2 separate regions of the Homo sapiens genome follow, and region 2 is linked to region 1. The links are chromatin contacts, found by Hi-C or POLR2A ChIA-PET in ENCODE. All regions are on one chromosome and are shown on one strand. The core of a region is the stretch at or near the end of the contact, and the rest is flanking DNA. Distances in the headings are between cores, read along the strand shown. Region 1 overlaps TTBK1 (tau tubulin kinase 1). Region 2 holds the start of SCIRT (stem cell inhibitory RNA transcript).

What was found. A loop is a pair of places that touch in the nucleus more often than their neighbours do. ChIA-PET counts read pairs that join two places held with the same protein, here RNA polymerase II (POLR2A). Pooled maps may share reads with other maps.
Region 2: a loop to region 1 is called in a pooled map, with 4 times the contacts of the local background. The contact joins the promoter of SCIRT here to the enhancer-like site in region 1. A Hi-C loop is called at or near these places in 2 of 50 pooled maps. POLR2A ChIA-PET finds 5 or more read pairs at or near these places in 2 of 52 experiments (A673 and OCI-LY7).

What each region holds. Positions count from the first base shown.
Region 1 is chr6:43,243,977-43,251,282 of GRCh38, forward strand. TTBK1 (tau tubulin kinase 1) reads left to right here. Exons shown (of 15, transcript NM_032538.3): 2 at 2,631-2,792. The coding sequence starts at 2,685. Among named protein-coding and RNA genes, the nearest start is that of TTBK1, 4.1 kb to the left of the region's middle. Within about 2 kb of position 3,340, at least 17 of the 41 ENCODE cell types and tissues checked have a DNase peak (open chromatin) inside an H3K27ac peak, as active enhancers do.
Region 2 is chr6:44,071,693-44,078,998 of GRCh38, forward strand. It overlaps SCIRT (stem cell inhibitory RNA transcript), which reads right to left and starts at 2,960. Exons shown (of 5, transcript NR_125864.1): 1 at 2,805-2,960. RefSeq lists enhancers at 1,371-1,430, 1,471-1,570, 2,591-2,850, 3,971-4,040 and silencers at 1,651-1,730, 1,821-2,080.

The DNA.
Region 1 (7,306 bases), core at 2,090-4,589:
CTTCACCCCTGGCTCTCCTGTCATCCCTGACGAATCATTCGGCTGTCTCCGTAACCTCCCTCCCTGTCCTCAGTCCCTCCATGCCTCCCACCTGCCTTCTTACCTACTTCCTCACCCCCTCAACTGTGCCCAGAGATCCCTCCCATGGTCCTATCTCTTCCTTGCCTGTCATCATTATCTCTCACGGGTCTCTATCCTACCCACCCCTCTCCTCTGATCCTGTCGCTCCTCATCCCTGCCATTCCCCTCTGCCTCCCTCCACACCTCTTTCACCTGTTCCCATCACCCCTCGCTAGTCTCCATCACCTCTCCTTACCTGGGCTCCCAGATTCTCACACACACCTGCTGACACCTTGCAGAGTTACACATCAACACTTGTATTCACAGGCCATGATGAGCTCCCACCAGTTCCACGTACCCCTGTGTACCATCACTGGCCCCACATGCTCCTATCTGCACTCTCTGACAGATATTCATACAAACTCCTGCATAAGCCCTCGCCTTCACCATGCGCCCATGTGCACATAGGGGTCTGAGGCGGCAGTAACGGGGCAGCCAAGTGTCCCATGTTTGTATCATCCAACCCAGTCTCAGCTGAGCATAGTCCTCAGACACAGAGAGAAGGAGGGTGGAGAGGGAGAAGCAGGTAACCCTCATTTATCTTCCTGGCTCCACTCTTCCTTCTCTTGCCTCATCTGTTTCTTTTTGGTTTGCTCATCTATAAAATGAGAGCAGGACACAAATTTTCCTTATCAACCTAACAGATCCACTGTCCCAGGACTGGAAAGCCCACCAGAGTTCACCCAGTTTAGCTTCTGAAGGCCCCCTCCCACCAGTTCAATTGCTTCTTCAGTCTTGTCCTCAACCTGTCTCCTCCACCTTTATTCTAGAACCCCCATCCCTACCTCTCCCTTCATCCTGCCACTGCCCTCACTGCCCTTCAAATTCCTGATGCCCCATATCCCACTTTGGCAGAAAGAGGGAAGTCCTGATGCTCTGAAGTTGTAAGGATTGGAGGAAACAGCTCAGCTTAGTCACTTGAAGAAAGAGAAAAGGAGTGGCAGCGTCCCTCCCCATGAAGATCCCTTCTCCATATGTCCACCATGGCCCATCATGAATTAGAAGGTGGTTTCCACACCTCCACGTCCCACCCTGTCCCCTATGGCAGGATGTCTAGATGCAAGAGCCCTGGGAAGTTATTTCATCCCAAGGAAAGGTGGGTTTATGTAGTTTCTACCCCATCTATACATCTCTTTAGCCACCTTCCTCCCCCGACCCGCAACCCCCAAACCCCAGCCTAAGTAACTTCCCTCTTTCTCTATTTGTGACTCTCCAGGGTCGTTGTGAGGGCACGGTAGTGTGCTTCTAAAAAGTGTGAGGGAAAGAGAAGAGGAAAATATCCTGGTTCCAAATCCTGTCCTGGGTTGGCAGAAATCTCAGAAAGTCATGTCTTCTGGCCCCTTGCCTACACACATGCATATCACACACAGACACAAAACACACACAAGAACACACAGATACAGAGATACATGTAGAAAAGCACACAGACACACAGAAAAGATAGACAAAGAAAGACACACAAAGAAACATACACACACAGAAGGATACATGCACAGATACACACACAGACATACACACACGCACACATGGGCATTTCTCCGGTAACATGTGCCTGTCTTTCCCAACCCCCGCCGTTGGGAAACTCTCCCTGATATCTAAATTCTACCTGTCCTAATTCGAGGAGAGATGTGTTCTTTCTTGTCGATTCCTAAGCAGACACAGAAAGGTGTGGTCAGAGGCTTTCTCACCCCATGCCCACCCAGACCTGCTGTTCTCTTTCACTTCTCCTGCCTCCTGCTAGGCCCCTTCCATTTTCCTGTCCTCCCCAGTTCAGCCCACTTCTGTCCCTCTGGAGTGGCCACAAGGTTGCTGTCTATCTGAAATCCATGTCTTGAGTCCATCACCTGTGTTCACCCCATCTCTTATATCCTGACCTCCCAACCCCATGGCTGTGTCAGTGGGTTCAGCTCACCCTGAGAAAGGTGTATGACTCTCAGCACATCCATCCCCCTCAGTTAACACCACCCTCAAGGGGCTTTAGTGCCTCCCCTCATTTTCTTGATTACCACATCTCCCAGGGCTGATTAGCAGGTCACTTTGGTGTGGGTGTCCCATGGGTCACCCCTTGGGTAGCAGGTCTTCCCTTTTCACTAAGCCTCTGTTGCACAGCTCCATGGACATTTTGTGGCACAGGGACTCCCCTAAGGGGGAGCCAAAGCCCAGGCCTCCCCTACAAGGGAAAGGGTCCCAGTCTGGTATGCCCCCTTGGTCAGCAAGTCTTCCTGGCATCAGTTAGAGTATGTCTCTCTCCCCTCGGCCTGTTCACTGTCATTTTCCTCTTCTTCATTGGTCAACATGTGTGTCCTGTTGCTGATTTTAAACATCTCTAGTTTGTAGTCTGTATCTCCCTTGCACTGGCCTTTATACAATCTTTCCCCTGGTAACTCCTGGAGCATCTGTCCAGTGGGGCCAGGAAGAATGCAGAGCAGGAGTGGAGCTCCTCTCCTCCATATCTGCCAGGTGGTCCTGGGTCCGCAGCCCGCCCTCACAGGCCCTCCTCACTCCCCTAGGTAGATGGCCCCCTCAGGGCAGGCCCGGCGGACACCCCTCCCTCTGGCTGGCGGATGCAGTGCCTAGCGGCCGCCCTTAAGGACGAAACCAACATGAGTGGGGGAGGGGAGCAGGCCGACATCCTGCCGGCCAACTACGTGGTCAAGGATCGCTGGAAGGTGGTGAGTGAGTGACCCGGCGGGACAGAGGGAGGGTAGCGGGGAGGGAGGCGAGGACCTGGAGACTTGTTAAAACCGGTGCCCTCCGCTCCCCTACCCTAAGAGGGAGGTGCCTCTAAGCTCATTTGCATACTGCTTGCATGTCATTATTTTTGCCAACACGTGTGGACAATAGCTTTCTCCCAGTGCCCTCTCTCGAGCCCCGCCCTCTCTCACCCCTCTTCCCGCTAGGTCACGTTGGTCAGGCCAAGCCCGGAACAACTCCTGGTTGGATGTCTGGGCAGGAGCTGCAGAGGCCAGTGTGGCGGAGGAGGAAGAGGGGTGGGGGAGGGAGCTTTTTCTCTGACGGACCTTGGAGAAGGGCAGTGGACGAGCATGTGTCCCTCCGCTTCCGCAGAGGACGGAAAGGCTTGGGTTTGGGGAAAGAGGCCCTGCAGGCTGCTCCCGCCGCACCCGCACTCCATCTTCTCCATCCAGCCTCCTCCCCTCGCCGGGTCCTGCGGCAGGTGCAGCACGGCGAGACTCCATCTCCCGGCGTGCCCTGCTCCTCCAGCCCGGGGCTTCGGGCTGCTCGGCCTGCTGGGAGTTGTAGTCTCAGCCTCCTCGGGAGCCGGGCCTGCCTCGGAGCGGGGGCGTGAGGGCTGGGGGAATGATAGTATTTGGGGAGCGAGACCTACTGTAAATCACCTCCCTTTTTCCGTCACTTAATAGCGCTCTGGTGTCCTCTTATTATTGTGGGGGCAGGATAATGTGGGGCAGACTGTGGGCGGCAGTGTGGGGAAACCCGTGTGTGAGCCTGTGGGACTGCACCGGAGTGGGGAGCCAGGGGGAGGGGAGGGAGAACAACAGAGGTCAGGTACACTCCTGACCTCTGAGTCGTGTGTGTGTGCGTGTGTGCTTGGCGCGTGTGCGCACCCGCGTGCTTTAGTGGGGAGGCTCAGTTCACGGGAGTGCGGGGTTGGAGAGGAGGGTGAGGCCCGGGTGCAGGCGGGTCTCCACGGCAACAGCCACCGGCCGTGCAAGTCCCCTAGAAACCTAGAAAGAGGCAACGGTGGCGACGTTTTCAGAGATGTCTCTGGGACTGGGGGTTGGGAGTGGAAGGGATGAAGAGGAGGAGACTTCTAGGGGTCCCCAAGGGATGAGGAAAGGGGCTGTTTATGTCCCAGAGGGGGACTTCCTGAGAGGGAGAGTACAGAAATCGGGGGAGGAAGAGCCAGGGCAGTAATAAAAGGAACGAGGGTCTGGCGAAGACAGGAGTGTTCCTCTGAAACCTCGGGGCCCCTGGCACCGGAGCTTAGTTTCTGGCGGATTGGAGGCAGAATGACATTTGCACTGAAGTGGTGAGGAAAAGACAGTTTTTACACACATGTTGAGTTTAGGCTGGAACTTTTTTGTGATTTCTGAGGGAAGGAGTAGAAGATGAGTGGGGAGCGAAATGGAGCAGGGAGCTGGGGGGAGGGCAAGCATGGCAACCTCTCCTCACCTCCGACCCCCACCCCTGGAGTGTTAGAGAGGGTGAGGGGCCACATGCTTCCCTTCAGCCTGTTCCAAGTGAGGATGGCACTGAGGTGGGAGGCAGAGCTCAAGAACCAAGGCAAACTGCCCATAGATCTTGGTGGCCAGAAGAAAAAGGGGGTCAGTGGCACTAGATGTGGCATTTAAAAATAAATACGTGGACCAGGCATGGTGGCCCATACCTGTAATCCCAGCACTTTGGGAGGTTGAGGTGGGAGGATCACTTGGGGTCACGAGTTCGAGACCAGGCTGGCCAACACGGTGAAACCTCATCTCTACTAAAAATACAAAAATTAGCCGGGTGTGGCAGTGGGCGCCTGTAATCCCAGCTACCTGGGAGGCTGAGGCAGGAGAATCACTTGAACCTGGAAGGCAGAGGTTGCAGTGAACTGAGATCATGCCATTGCACCCCAGCCTGGGCGACAGAGCAAGACTCCTCCTCTAAATAAATAAATAAATCCTCAATACTTGGCAGGCTGAGGCAGGAGGATCGCTTGAGCCCAGGAGTTCAAATCCAGCTTGGTCAACCTGTCTCTAAAAACATAAAATAATAACATCTTATTCATCTTGAGGGGTGCTTCTCAGAATCAGAATAGCAAACAATAATAGTAATAATGACTTAGTATTTGTTTTGAGCATTCACTGTTGCCAGGCATTGTGCAAAATGCCTCATGTGCATTATCTCAAGAACTTACCAAGTAGATTTGTATTCCCATTTATTAATCCCATTTCACAGGTGTGGAAACTGAGGAAATTGCTTAGCTAATTTGCCAAATTTCCATGACTAGTAGGTGTCATGGGCTGATTCTTGTCAGGTCTGTCTGACAAGAATCAGCCCATCCAAGAATCAGGACCACTGAGCTGAAGAAACCTTTGTGACCAATTCTAGTCCAACTCTATTCATTTCACAGAGGAGGAAGAGTGGAGGCTCAGAGAGTTTAAGAAACTCACCCCAGGTCACCCAGAGCTGGCCAAGAAACCAGGTCTCCTTCCTCCCAAGGACCAGTGCCGATCCTATTGTGTCATATTTCTCCTCTAGTTTAGGGAGGTCCTTCAGCAGGGGCTGAGATCATGTAAAATTTAGCAGGAGTGGAGAAAAGGGAGACTGAGAGAATATTCCTATTACTGGACTATGGGCAGGGCCACATTGTGACTTTCATGGGCCCCTTCCTCCATAAGAAAGTACTTAAAATTGTATTTTATGACTGCATTGGTATAAAGAGGAATATATTAATATTATATACTAGATTGTTCTCTTTGACCTAAAGGTTCATTTTTTTCCCCTGATGATTTTTTTTTTAATTTTATTTTTTTGAGACAGGGTCTCACTCTGTCGCCCAGGCTCGAGTGCAGTGATGAGATCTCGGCTCACTGCAACCTCTGCCTCCCAGATTCAAGCAATTCTTATGCCTCAGCCTCTTGAGTAGTTGGGATTACAGGCACCCGCCACCACACCTGGCTAATTTTTGTATTTTTAGTAGAGATGGGGTTTCACCATGTTGGCCAGGCTGATCTCAAACTCCCGACCTCAAGTCATCCACCCACCTCAGCCTCCCAAAGTACTGGGATTACAGGCGTGAGGCACCATGCCTGGCCTCCCTTATGATTTTAAAAGAAATTAAAACATTTTCATGGACCCCCTAAAGGTATCGGGGCCTAGTCACTGTGTCTCATGGATAAGTCAGCCCTAGCTGTGGTGCAAGGGAGAAGGGTTGTTGGTGGAGTGGGTGGTGAAGATACCCAGTTCCCTGTCTTATGGAGGTTCCATAATGGGTGGGGGGTGGGTGGGGAAGAAGGGGTGTAAAGAAGGAGAAATAGGTTCTGCTGGGAAATGAAGGTGGTAGAGAAATACCCTAGGGCACCCTGGGAAATTGGGAAGTAGGTGTCATAAATGTCTTGGCTGTCCCGAGCCTTCCTGACTTATCTCTAGCAATGATTTCGGAGCCTGGCAGATCTGGGCTTGAATCTCAGCACTCACACTTTTAATGTTGATGGGTCCACAGTTTCTGTAACATTATGGATTCTGCATTTGATTGCCTGGGTTTAAATGAAAACTGCCTGGCTTTGCTTTTTTTTTTTTTTTTTTTTTTTTTAAGACGGAGTTTCTCTCTTGTTGCCCAGGCTGGAGTGCAATGGCGTGATCTCAGCTCACTGCAGCCTCCGCCTCCCGGGTTCAAGTGATTCTCCTGCCTCAGCATCCCAGGTAGCTGGGATTACAGGTGCCCGCCACCACGCCCCACTAATGTTTTGTAGTTTTAAATAGAGACAGGGTTTCGCCATGTTGGCCAAGCTGGGCTCAAACTCCTGGCCTCAGGTGATCCACCCACTTCAGCCTCCCAAAGTGCTGAGATTACAGGCGGGAGCCACCGCGCCTGGACCTGGCTTTGCTATTAACTAGCAGTGTGATGTGGGGCAAGGTATTGCATTTCCCATGCCTCAGTTCTCCTTCTGTGCAAAATGGGGAATCACATGACCTTCCTCACCTGTGTTGCCAGGAGCCTTTGGGGATTAACTGAGATGACATTTGTGAGACCAAGATGCGGTTTTCCCCTCCCCTTTGCCCTTTCCTCTGTTCTCGCACAAGCAAACCTTAAAGGAATCTAGAAGATATTCGCATCTCCCCAGAGTTTAAAGTACCCCAGAGGCAGACATGCCGTTGTTTCCAGTTAGTCTGAGTCTGTCCCCTCCTGGCTCTGAGATCCTGCCTTTAAATTTCATCTCTAAGAGAAAGGAATTCTGGTTTCTCACTGTTCTTCCTCCTTCCTCTTTCCCTGTCTCCTTCCCAGACACAAGCACCTTGAAGTTCCCACCCAGCATTCTGCTTCTTTTCCATATCTTCCCTTCCTGCTCCTGTCTCTTTCTGGAGTGAGTTCAATGGTAACCTGGGAACTCCCAGCCCTCCAGCTCCGCCTGGTCTTCCTCCCTCCATCCCGCAGTGTCAATCACCACTAAACAATCACAAGTCATCTGGGTACTGAACAGACGTTCGGGGCGGGTTCAGA
Region 2 (7,306 bases), core at 1,710-4,209, 830 kb after region 1:
GGTGGTCTGCCCTGGAGGCAGGCAAAGTGATGGTAACAGAAGTGATAGTTTATACGGAGAGAGTTGATGAAGTGATAAAGTACTATAAAAGTAGACACAAGAACTACGAAAATGTAGCCTTCATGGAATGAGCCGTTGGTGTGGGGCCAAAAAAGGCCTTGGATTTTCACTGTATTACAACCAGGATACTGATGGACCCTTGTAACCACAACCCTGAGTCATGAAGACTCACATGTTCTGTAACCTCTGATTAAAAGCCCGGAAAGCGTGTAATATCCACTAGTGATTCCTATCCAAAATATCTCTTTTTAAGGTTTCAGATATTAATGTCTGGAAAACTAGTATGAAATGGTTCATTCTTGGATGGTGACATAAACATGACATGTTACTGGCCTCTTTACAGTTTTCTCAAAGCCCACCTTCAAATTCCAAGGAGCTGCCAGCTCCGGGATTTGAATTCACTCTATCCATGGAAACAAAGCTGAGGGAAATGTCCCCAGACTTTCAGCCAGTTCAAACACAATAATAAAAAAAGGTTTACCTCATACATGCCTCCAACATATGAGGCATGTTATAGGCAGATTATATTTTAATCCTCAACAGCCCCGCTGGGTGAATGCTGTACTCCCATTACACAGAAAACTGAGGCTCAGAGGGGTCAAACAACTGGGGCCAGTTTAAGTTAGTACGTGACAAAGAGCTCTCAGCTACCTCCACCTGCACATTCCACAGACCAGTCCCCTTCAGTTCACTCCCACAGGGAGGTTCAAAACACCACCGACCCTATTCAGACATCCCTTTGCAAGGCCCTGTCACCTGTCTTGCCCAATGCCCACCTAGCCAGGAGAGCCAGGATGCACAGTGAGGAAGGTGGAATGAGGTGCCAACGTAGCCCATCCAGGGAAGGAAGACAGCCCCCCCCCCCCGGCCACCCACTTGCCAGTGGCCCAGGTGGCAGGCCAGCCACTTGCCAATCCCCTTCCTGATCAGGGATTCAGGAAGTGAAGAGAGTGCCCCTGGAAGTCAGGAGACACCTCCAAGATGAAGGCCCTGCCTGCCATAGCCTGACACAGCCTCCCTGTACTCCCTGGGTTGTCCCAGGACGCAGACTCTGTGCTTACCATACCACACCTTTGTCAGTGGTGTGGGCAGGGCCCAGCAGAGTCCTGGACACCCCAGGGAGTAGGAGCTGTGCAGGTAACATAGGAGGGGGTGAAAGGGAAATGAACTCCCTTGGGAGTTCCCCATCCCAGAGGAAATAAAAGTCAAAGCACTCCTTTGTTTTTTCTTCCCAAGCCCTTATAAGGGGCTTTATGGGGCTTGCCTAGGTTTGAGGTGCAGCAGAGGCAGGCGGGTGAGGGCCTCCAGGCTGAGAGATCCTGGGGCAAAAGTGAAACTATATGGTCATGAACACGGGCATGTTCTGAACTCTGTGAAACCCTAGCCCAGGACCTGGCTGACTGTACAATCCGTCACCCGGCACACCGTAACAGAAGACCCTACTACGCGCAGAGGACAGTACTATTGGGGTGGCAACTGAAAAGGGTCCTGGCTGGAGGCGGGGTTTGCTGGAGGGGTAACAGAGCGTGCGCGGAGTGGAGAGGGTACGGAGGCTCACCGCCCAGCATCCCCAACCCCGGCGCTCAGAAGAGCAGCGCGCTCCGGAGCTCGGCGCGCGCGATCAAAGCCGGCGCCGCACGCGCACGCGCGCCCGCAGCCGCTCCCCCGCCCGCGCCGCTCCGGCTCCCGCGCGCGCGCACTTGAGGCCTCCCTTGTGCGTCTCCTCCATTCGCTACGTGCAGAATGGTCCGTCGGCAGCAGCTGCAGCGCTGGGTGGGAGGGGGAGGAGGAGGGGAGGGGGAGGCGGCGCCCAGGTCTCGGGGAGGGGCCGCGGCGGCCCTGGAGATAGAGGGGTGGGGGCGAAGGGGTGGGCCCCCGCAGCGGGGAGGACAGAGGGAGAGTCCGGGTGGGCTCGATGCTCAGCCTTCCCCCTCCCCCGCTCCCGCTTCTTTCTGCGAGGCCATTACGGCCATCTCCCGGCCTGAGCCTCCTGGAACCAAGCCGACCAAGAGGGGTTTCCTCCGTGTTGTCTCGTCCCCAAAACCCAGAATCCAGACCCAAGAAAGAACCACTCCTGCTGACCCCTCCTCCCGCTACCCGTCCCAACCGCATTCCCAAGCTTTCGTGGAGGTGACCCAACAGCAAGCACTTCCCCACTCCGCCTTTCATGGGGTGGGGTCCCTAAGAGGTACTGCAGACTAACTCCTCTTTTCATCTCTTACCCCACCTGGAGGAAGAGGCATGGCCAGGATGGACACCAGAGCACATTTCCCAGCATTTCCAAGGGGAAAGGGCAGCATCTCAGCATGCAGACTCCAACATGGCCACAGAAAGGTCGAGTGGCGCAGAGGAGCAGGCTGCTGCCCAGGCCCCTAGGGCCACTTCCAAAGGAGTGTGACCACGACTAGGTTGCTGTGGACTCACTCGCATTACAGGGCTGCGCCCTATACACCTGTTTGTAAAGGGTCCTCCTAGAATGTAATGGTGAGGGACCACCAAGCGGTGGACCAAGAATTCCAAACAGACCAGCTCCCTGCCTTGCCAGGAAACCAGATGTGGCCCAGATGTCCATAGCAGTTCCTCCCACAGGGTGGGACACCAGCTATTCTGTGCAACCCCTCCCAACCCTTCTTCCAGGGTCAGGGAGGAAAGCTGGCAACCTCCGTTGTCCCTTCCCATTTGGGTTGCTAGAAGGGAGCAACTCACTCATCCTCCTCTTCCTGCCAAGAGCCACCTGGGCTTACCTCTCCAGCAGCCACCTAGGTTCAACCTGTGGTCTAACCTCAAGCCCTCTGCTGACAGGTTAAGTCAAGATCGCCGGGAAGGAAGGCGTCCAGTTTCATTACACACACAGACGTACACACACACCCGACACCGACCCACGCGCCTGGGCTCTGCACAGTGGCTAGACCCCAAAAAGCCGATTCTCCTGTTCCCTCCGTGGTGGCCTCAGTCTTTTGGCGGCGCCCTCTGCTGGCCACTAGGAAGTGCAGGAAAAAACAGTCTGCCCATAGACGCTTGGTGGATCTGGGAAAGGGGACAAGAGGCAGAGAAACAAGTGAAAAGTGGGAGCTGAGAGCAGCGCTGGGCTGGCCACAAACAAGCGAGGCATGGTGACGCCTTCCTGGAGGTGGGGAGTTTTGAGCCAGCTTTCCATGGGCCTAGGGAGACAAGCCGAGCTGGCAGATAGGGGCTCAGGACACCCCAGGAGTGGCCCTTCCTGTGTGCTGAGCCCTACCCCTGTCCTGGATGGCTCATACACCCACTAACTCATATGGCTGCTGTGCCCTGCTTGGGAGTCCTTCCTGTCAGCCTCTATTGGGGTGGTGGGTGGGGAGGAGCAGCCATGGAAACCCTGATCCTTCTAGTCATAGTCTGGCTCCCTGGGGCTGTGAGAGGTGTCCCCAAAGAGAAGCCTCCAATTGACAAACCTCTGCTCCACCCCACCCCACATACACAGAGGATGGCCCAAGCCCAGGTCCCTGGCATGGTGGGGCAGGGGCCTGAGTCACAGCCTGGCGTGACCCTGCCCAGTCCCCAGGAATGGCCAGCTCGTCCAGAGGTGAGACCCAGGTCAACAATCCATCAGTCTGCCTCCTGCCACCAGGTATCCTCCCCATCACGTCCTACACGTGGGGTGGGCCAGGACAGTGCTGGGCAGAGCTAGTGTTGGGCCTGTGCCTGGGGGCCACCAAGGGGGCCCGGAGAAAAGAATGGAGGGGTTTTCACTTCCTGAGCAGCAGGAGGAGCCAGCTGGGGTTAAAGACAGGAGGGACTGGTTGGGCCTACAGGCATTTGGAGTCTCTCCCTGCCTGCTGGGTGAGGGAGGCAGCAGGTGCCAAGAACTGCTAGCTTCTAGGACCTGACCCTCAAGTTGCTTCTCCTGCTGAGGGGCTTCTAGGGTCACCCTCAGGGCCTTGACATCTGCACACATCTGCACAGGCCCTTCACCAGGGACTTAACCTCCAAAGGCAGCTCCTGCTCCCAGCCTTCACAGGCCCCCCTAGGGCCCAAGTCCCCAGACCCAACCTCAGTCTGCAAGCTGGCCAAGTCAGAGGTCCTGGCTGCCTGGACCACTCCCAAGCAGTAAATGGCACTGTGGGCTTCCTCCATCCTGTCTTCCCCGCCCCACTTCATTGATTCACTGACTTCCAACTTACTGGTCAGGCCCCCTTCCAGACCCTGCCTGGATGAAGAGGACTCCCAGAAGCAGTGATTGAAGGCCTAGGAGGATACAGAGAGCCAGGTGCTTTAATTGGAGGTAATTAGTTAATTTACTCTGAAAGCAATGGGGCAGGGCGGGGACAGGGGGAGGAGAGGGGAGGGGAGGAGGTAGGGGGCTGTGACCTAACTGGGCTCAAACTCTCAAACTCTGGTCAGCCTCCTTCTGGACCACAGCAAACCTGTGTGTACCCACCCACTTAGGAGACCCTCTCCTGGGCCCCAGGTCAGAGCAAGACCCAAAGTGGACTAGGGTGGCTCTGCAGAAAAAGCAGGTGCCCTGGGGTGGTGGGAACAGGCCTTTTGAGGTTAGGGAGGTGTGGACTGGCATGAGGGAATTGGAGAGGTGCAAGGAGCTCTGGGATGGGAACTGGTCCCTCTCCTGTCACGTATAATTCCATCCCTCCCAAGGTCATTGCTGTCACCCAAGTTAGGGGCCCAGCCCCCTCCTTTGGTCAGTGAAGTCCCAGGGCAGCCCATTTTAAATACAACGGGGCCTGAAGGCTAACTTCTGGCCTTCCTGCTTCGGGAAATCATTCCAATAACCGGGAAAAAAGGGGGCCCGAGGACAGAGCCCCTGCCGGGCCCCAGGGGGAGTGTCGTCGGCTCCTTTGCGTCGCCGGCCGGCGGCGTGGCGGGGACTCTGGCCGGCAGCCTCCCGCGCCGTCCGGAGCAGCTGACCCGCTGGCGGTGGGCCAGGTCGCGGCGGGGCCTGGAGGCAGCAACGTGCGGCGCGGCATGTCGCGGGCGCCGCGGCAGGGAAATGTGGGGGCGGGCCGGCGCGCCCCCTCCCCCCCGCCTACGCTGGCCCATTCATAAAACCTGCAGGCGCTGCCCGGCCTGGCAGCCTTGGTCTCCTAATTGCAAACTCATTAAGGAGTTTGCATCTCATTTGCATGGAAATCATTTCCTGGCCCTAAACAGAGAAACTTCCCGCCCCTCCACCAGCCCCTCTCTGCCCTGCTTTACCCATGCACAGTCTGGGAGAGGAGAGGGGGCATATCTCTGACCTGCGCCCCTTCCCTGGCCTCACCACCACCCTCCCACTTTAGGAGTTGGGGAAGGGATTGGCAGAACACCCACCCAGCCAGGAGCCCTGCCTGTGCCCCAGGTGAGCCGGCCCTGCCCTAGTGGGTCCAACTGAGGGGAGGTGCCTGCCAAGTCATTTGCCCCCCGGCCTGGCCGTGCCCAGGGAAGGGAGGAGGCGGTCGGCAGTTGGCCCCAGCAGCTGGTTGTACCTGGCAGGAGGTGGGTGAGGCTTTTCGTGCCCAGCCTCACGTACGTGCCCTGCCATAGGCCGTGCCCCCACCCCCACACCCCTCACCCCACAGAACAAGCGCCTAGTGACTGCAGAAACAGACACCCAGTCATGGCACACAAAGGCACCCACACCAGGCCAGCCATCATGGCTGCCCCCCTGGCAGCCACCCTGGAGGGCAGACAGATGCCTTCACAAGCCATTTTGTCTTTCTCCAGCTTGGTGCCAGGACTGGGGGTGGGGGAAAGGGTTTCTCCTGAGACTTCTCTGAGTAAGGGGGCCCACAGAGGGGTTTCCTTATGTACCCCAGCTGTGGCCTCTTGCCCCCTCTCTCCTGTAACCCATGTTTACAGAGGCCTCCAAGTGCTCTACCCTGCATGGGGACCTGCCCAGGCGAGGGGGTCACAGGAGCCTCCAACCCAGGAGGGGAAGTGAGAGATAAAGCCCCTAAGGAAGGGACACCTAAGTGCCTCCCCAACCAGGGTCTGTCCTTCGTGTCCCAAGTGTGTGTAGTGGAGGGAGTGCTCCCCAGTTTCCTGGGGGTTGAGGTGGGGCGGTATTCTAAACCTTTGGAAATGGAATAGAACTACCTAAAGTATATGAAATTAGATACTACTTGGGACACTATGTCTTGGTTCTGTATGTCCTGGGACAGTGTAAAAAGTGATCACAAAATTTTCAACATCACAGTCTAAAATAAAAACCTGCCTCTTGTCTGCCTCCTCAGACATAAACCTGCTTACGCTTCCCATCTGCCCACACTCCCACCTGCTGTATCTGAAGTTTCTCCCTTCCTTTGCTAGGGCATAAAGGGGTGGGCAAGGATGTTCTGGAACACTGACCACACATCCGTCCTGAGTATGGCTGGACTGACCCTACCCTCCCAGCTCCTGGAGCAGTTGGGTTCCAAGTGCCATATGTGTGCGTGGTTCAGGGGTACTGGAAGAAAGTTTTAGAATGCCTATTTATTTTTCATCGAATCCTTTTTTCATTTAGTGTGAGTGTGTTTTACAAGGTAAACTATATAAAAACATACTCATCTGACGGGTGCGTACTCAACAATCTTTTTTATTGCTAAGGGCACATGATCAAAAAAACTTCGGAGGTCACTGGCCTAGACTTCAGGTGGGGCAGCTGTGGGCAGGGGATGGCTTGTCTTGTCCATCTAAGTATCCAGCCTGACACATGACTAGTTCAGAGCCTGGCAGGGAGCAGAGGTCAGGGACACAGTATTGAATGAATGAAGTCCACCCCTAGAACTGACAGATGAGGAAACTGAAATAATTCTGGGGCGGGGAGATTGCTCAGAGGAGGACATGGGCAGGTTGAGAGAGTCTCCCCTCATTGCTGCTATGTCTGCAGCCTGCCCGTGTCCAACACCCAGCACCCACACAAACCTTACTTCTACCCACCCCAGGGAGCACAGCTCCCTCCTCTGCCTACCAGCAGAGTGGCCACCTGTCTTGAGCTTCTTACTGGATCCTGATTAGCAGAGCCAGACAGGGTTGTCACCTGCCATATCCCTCTACGTGGCAGAAAGTCTGTTGCCAGCTTTGTATCCTAGAACTCTCTGGAAGTCAATCTGGTGTAGGAGAAAGAATTTAGGCTCCAGACAGGCGTCAGTCCTCATCCAGCTTGGTGACCTTGGGCACAACACATAACTGGTATAAGCCTCAGTTTCCCAATCTGTATCTTGGGACCAATATTTGTACTTACTGTACAGAGTTGTTGTGAATGTTGAGTAGCCCACTGTGTGTGTAGGCTCTG